Linked DNA regions of Mus musculus: region 1 is linked to region 2. A link is a loop called in an ENCODE intact Hi-C map of the cell type or tissue named here. Cell type or tissue: heart. All regions are shown on one strand.

What was found. Peaks named below come from ENCODE experiments on the same cell type or tissue, not always from the same donor. Only the 100,000 strongest peaks of a DNase experiment are listed, where the experiment ranks them.
Region 1: a loop joins it to region 2, with 6 times the contacts of the local background. A loop is called at or near these places in 25 of 42 quality-filtered maps.

The regions. Positions count from the first base shown.
Region 1 is chr17:49,528,910-49,531,409 of GRCm38, reverse strand. The region is part of intron 1 of Daam2 (dishevelled associated activator of morphogenesis 2); the gene reads left to right. Among named protein-coding and RNA genes, the nearest start is that of Gm52301, 23 kb to the left of the region's middle. In heart, a CTCF peak has its summit at 976; no DNase peak of the experiment used is centred here; H3K27ac peaks cover 155 bases.
Region 2 is chr17:49,898,049-49,900,548 of GRCm38, reverse strand. The region is part of intron 19 of Kif6 (kinesin family member 6); the gene reads right to left. Among named protein-coding and RNA genes, the nearest start is that of Gm16555, 77 kb to the right of the region's middle. In heart, CTCF peaks have their summits at 1,320 and 1,548 (motif pointing right); no DNase peak of the experiment used is centred here; H3K4me3 peaks cover 298 bases; H3K27ac peaks cover 306 bases; H3K27me3 peaks cover 1,469 bases.

The DNA of each region.
Region 1 (2,500 bases), 370 kb after region 2:
AGAGTAACTTTAAGAGTAACTGCTGAAAATATATATGTTCAAACAACAATAACGATGACTGCTACTATTATTATTATAAATTATTTTTATTGTTATTATTACCATCATATTTGCCTTACGCCACAAATTCCTGGTGCTGGATAGATGTCTGGCATAGAAGAGTGTATGGACATGAAATTAATTAAAATCTAGAGTGATGTCAGTTGTAACAGCAAACTCTGGATGTTGCCTTCATCAGTTCAAGTTGCTATAATAAATTGCCAAGGCGGTGACCTTAACAAGCATGCATGGGAGCCCAATTGGCAGGGGGCTGCCAATCTGATATCTGGCGAGGGTTGGTTTCCCAGTTCATTGGTAGCTGTCTTCATACTGTGTCCTTACATGGTACAGTAGCTCTCTGAGATCTCTCTCAGAGGGACATTAATTCCATCTGTGATGGCTCAGCCTTTGAGATCCACTCACCTCCCAAGGCCTTGTCTCTGAGTGAAATCATATTGGGAACTAAGATGAATTTGAGGAAGCCACAGACATTCAGACCACAGTGCACGGCAAAGCCTGGGGCACTGGAGAAGGGAACAGTTGGTTCCTTGTAGTGGGCAGAAGGCTCTATCGTGGCAGGGCTTATCCAGCCTGGTTTTGAAATTGCCCATGTTCTTGAAGGAAGAAGACTGAGTAACCCTGGCAGGCTTGAAATCTCTGATCCTCTTATTGCTGAGTGGGATGTAAAGGAAAGCTGGGAGCAGGGTGGGGTGGGGTGGAGTGGAGTGTAGATAAGATGTTGATGAAGGGTCTCAAACAGCTTAAAGAATGTAGAAAACTAAAAATTCAAATTAGTGAGTTGATACTTTTTATAAAAGCTTTTCATGTCTATTTTGTCTGAAAGCAAATGTGCTTGTTTTAATTTTATTTAAAACCTGCCTCTAGGGGTGGTAGAGAGCTGCTTCAGTGCTATGCGTGCTGCTCTTGCACAGGACCTAAGTTTGGTTTACAGCAGCATTGTTGGGTGGTTCAGTCACCTATAAGTCCGATTCCAAGGGATCAGATGCCCTCTTCTGGCCTTTGTGGGAACTGCACTCAAGAACAGACAGGCACATGCACACACACATGCAAACGGGGGGGGGGGGGGGGGAGAGATACACTTTTTTAAAAAGTCTGAAAACTTGTCTTAAGACCCTTAGGAGAGGAGACTGAAGGCAGCTAGACATTATGATGGAGCAGGGGCTTTTCTTTCACTTAGAATTCACATACTGTCTGCCTCCATCTTCTCTGCCTGATCTCTGCGTTGTTTGAGATACTCGGACAGGAGATATGAGGTGAAACTTTTAGGGTTTTTTTTTCTCTTTATAGAGAATAACTCCCCCTTATCAAATGTAGGTCATGCAGACTATTACAAAGAAGGGGGACAAACTAAAACAAAATAAAGCCAGTTCCATCTTCCATACAGGGTGGGTTTGACTACTGGAGGGTGGGGCATTTCCTTCCAGTGGGCATTGGCAAGCAGGCCCCCTGTGTTGACGGTCACCTGTTCTGAAGCTTAAGCTAATCCTAATGTTTGAGGATGGACATGGGAAGGCTTCCTTGGACTCGTCTAAGACAATGAAAGGCTGACCCCCATCCAGTCTAATCTGGACCTTGACACACTCATTGTCCAAGAGACAGCAATCTACTCTGCTGGGAACCACAGCAACAGTGCCTGGAGGGACTGGTCAGTTCCTACCTTACTTCCTGCCTATAGTGAGCCACTTGGGTTTGCTCTGGGCTATCACATTGCTCTCTAGGTGGGTCCAGTCCTGCACTAAAGCTGGCCTTCACAAAGGGATCTTCCACCTCCACATCCTGTAGTCTGGAGGGCAGATAAGCTTCTCACCTTAGGGACCAGGCTCCTCTCCTCTGTGTGTGTGTGTGTGTGTGTGTGTGTGTGTGTGTGTGTGTGTGTGTGTAAGGCCCAGTGCTGCCCCAGCACTTTCCCCTGAAGGTCGCTGTCTCATCTTCCCTCACTCTTTCTCTCCTTCCAACCTTTCTTCTTTCCCTTGCCCCCTTCCCTTCCCTTTCTTTACTTTCCCTCATTCTCATTTCTTTCCCAGTCCTTCCTTTCTTTCTTATTTCCTTCCTTTCCCTCCCTCCCTCCCTCCCTGCCTGCCTCCTTTCCTCCCTCTCTTTCCTAATTTCCCCTACCCCTCTTCCTTTCCCTTCCTTCCTTTATTCCTTGTGTCTTGCTCATCCAGAATGTTTCAGGAAGACTGTCTCTTTAAGAGAGGCAGCTATGATCTATGCACTCTGAGATTCTGATAGTCAGTCCTGCTTCTCCTGCTGAGCTCTGTTGGGTTGCAACTGGGATCCTCCTGAGCTCAATCTGGGTTCAAAATGTCTAGAGGAAAGAGTCACTTCCAATGATCTGCACGCCCCCGGGAGTCCGTGCCCCCAGGACTCCCTGCCTGAAGCCTTTTGGTAGCTGGGCCTTGGCTTTGGGCCATGGAAGGCTCTTTGTTGATGGTTGAGG
Region 2 (2,500 bases):
CGGATAAGGTGATAGCAGAGCCACTAGGGCTGCACAAGGGGTTTAGGACATGTCCTTTCCCTGTTTCTGTGAGAGTCCTAGGCATCGGGAGACTTATCTGGGAGGAGAGAGGCTGTAAGTGGTGGCTAACTGTTCTGGAGTCCTTGCCGTTCTGCTGGTAAGCCACATCCAACGGATTCTGGGGTGAGGACTTCTTTCCTCTGTTGTGTCCCTAACTTTTTTCCAGGTTTCAATCTTGTTTCAATTTAGTCCCTGCTGCGACCTGGACAGGAAGTGTCCATCCCCCTCAGAGATGTTCATGGCTGTCAGCTTTGGGGAAGAGACTGGATCCTGAGGGATCTGCCCTCATTCTCTGATGGATTCCCCATTTGATGGCATTATTAATAGACAGACGGTAGAGATCAGGAAGTGGGTCCAAGATGGAGGAAGTAGGTTACCAGCAGAGGCGGGAAGGGCATGGCTTTGGCTTCTAGTGTCTGTCTGTCTGTCTGTCTGTCTCTGCTTCCCAATCCTTCCTTGAGGCAAGCCCACATTGTCTCTCCTCAGTTCAGAGCAATTGGCTCCAGCTGACCTCAGTCTGTGAAACCTCTGAAAACATGGGACAGGATAAACCTTTCTTCGGTCAAGCTGTTTTGTCACAGCAAGGGAAAACTGAGACATGAGGCCTTTCTGTGGTCAGAGGAGGGCGCTATCATCCTCATCTTAAGAGATGTGAGCCGAGGTGGAGAGGGATTACAAAGCGGAGCCCTATGCTATCACACCTGGGAGGCCTCCATTGTGCTCCCAGCCGTCCTGACCCACTGACTGGCTCCTGGCTGCTGGTACCGAAGGCACCTTATCCCTTGACTGTACGGGTCCCCTGCATGGTCTCTGATGACCACTGCATGCTTGTGGATGCACGATCCACATCCAGTACCTTGCTGCCTGCAGTGTGCTCCTTGCCCACGACTCCTGGCTGCAGGATCTCCACATCCCTCTTGTGGAGGAGCACAGGAAGGTTGCCGTTTGCTCCCGGTCTCTCTAGGCTATCCTGCAATATGCTCTGCCATATGGACTTGGAGAGCCTCTGATCTTACGTTGGGATGCTCCACTGAAGAGTGTTGTCAGAGGTGAAAGGGGCTTGACATGTCAGAACCTTCATTTTATAGCTGGGCGACACTCAGGTAGGGAGGTGGGCCAGGGTGACAGACACGTGAGAGATAGCTTAGTAAGTCCACTGTCATCTCTCCAAGCCCTCGATCAGGCCCACAGCTTGCTTTCCCACATATGAGTTTGGCTAGTTGCCTAATGCCAACCGTCTGCTCTCCCACCTGACATGATGATGAGGCCTCTTTACCCTGGGGCTGTCTCCACAGGCTCAGGACTGTGAATCGGATAGACAGGAAGGAAAGCCAGAGTGTGTGGCTCCCAGCCCCCCCGCCCCTCACACCTCCGTGCTCATCCCCTAGCTGTCTAAAGTGTCTCTGTGGCACCCTAGAGGGGGAACGGGAGACTGGAGCTCCTCTTTGCTGGGGCTGATGTGGGGTACTGCAGGACCAGAGATGACCACAAGGTGGCAGACTCTGCACACGCTTCTTGAGTGAATGGCTGCCATAGTTTTGGGGTTTCTAGAGGAACCAGGAGGAAGCTGGGGAAAGCCTGGAATATGGAAAGAGGGGTTTCTTCCCACAGGTGCTACCTTCACAGCAGGTTAAGGGCAGTTTAGAAGCAGTAGTGGACCTGTGGGAATAAGCCACTGGCTGTCAAACGGCCCTCTCACGTGATGGACTCCCAGTTTAGCTTTCTTTAGCTGCCAGGGAATGTTCAGGGTGCCACATTGCTTAGGTCCAGGACCGAATAGTGGAGTGTGAGAGGTGAGCCAGACAACAGGGCGGAGGGATGTGACCACCAGGAAGAGAGCGGCAACCAGGGGCTCCTGTAGAGCTCAGCTGCCTGGTCTATCCTCTCAGGCGACTCAGGCAGGAGGATGGCACCCTGTGAAGTGTGGAGGGAAAGCACTCCCAGTTCCCGAGCTGCCCCCCACTCTGGGATACCACAGTTCAGATCTTCCTGCCTCTGTTTCCCAAGTGCTGGGGTTAAAGGTGTGCGCCACCAAGCCCAGCCCTACTAATTAACTATTAGTTACCATTAGTAAACATTGCACATTTAAGTGTCCTGGGTATATTTTGGGACAAGTTTCTTGTAACGTGTGCACTTTGCAAATATCCTCTGTTTTGTACATCCTTCTTTTTCTTTTTCTTTTCTTTCTTTCTTTTTTTTTTCTTTTTTGGTTTTTCGAGACAGGGTTTCTCTGTATAGCCCTGGCTGTCCTGGAACTCACTTTGTAGACCAGGCTGGCCTCGAACTCAGAAATCTGCCTGCCTCTGCCTCCCGAGTGCTGGGATTAAAGGCGTGCACCACCACGCCGGAGTCCTTTTATTTTTATTTCGTTGGTTCTTTATTTATTTGTGAGTGCGTGTTTGTCTGAGTGTATGCACACGTTTGTTTAAGGATGCCTGTG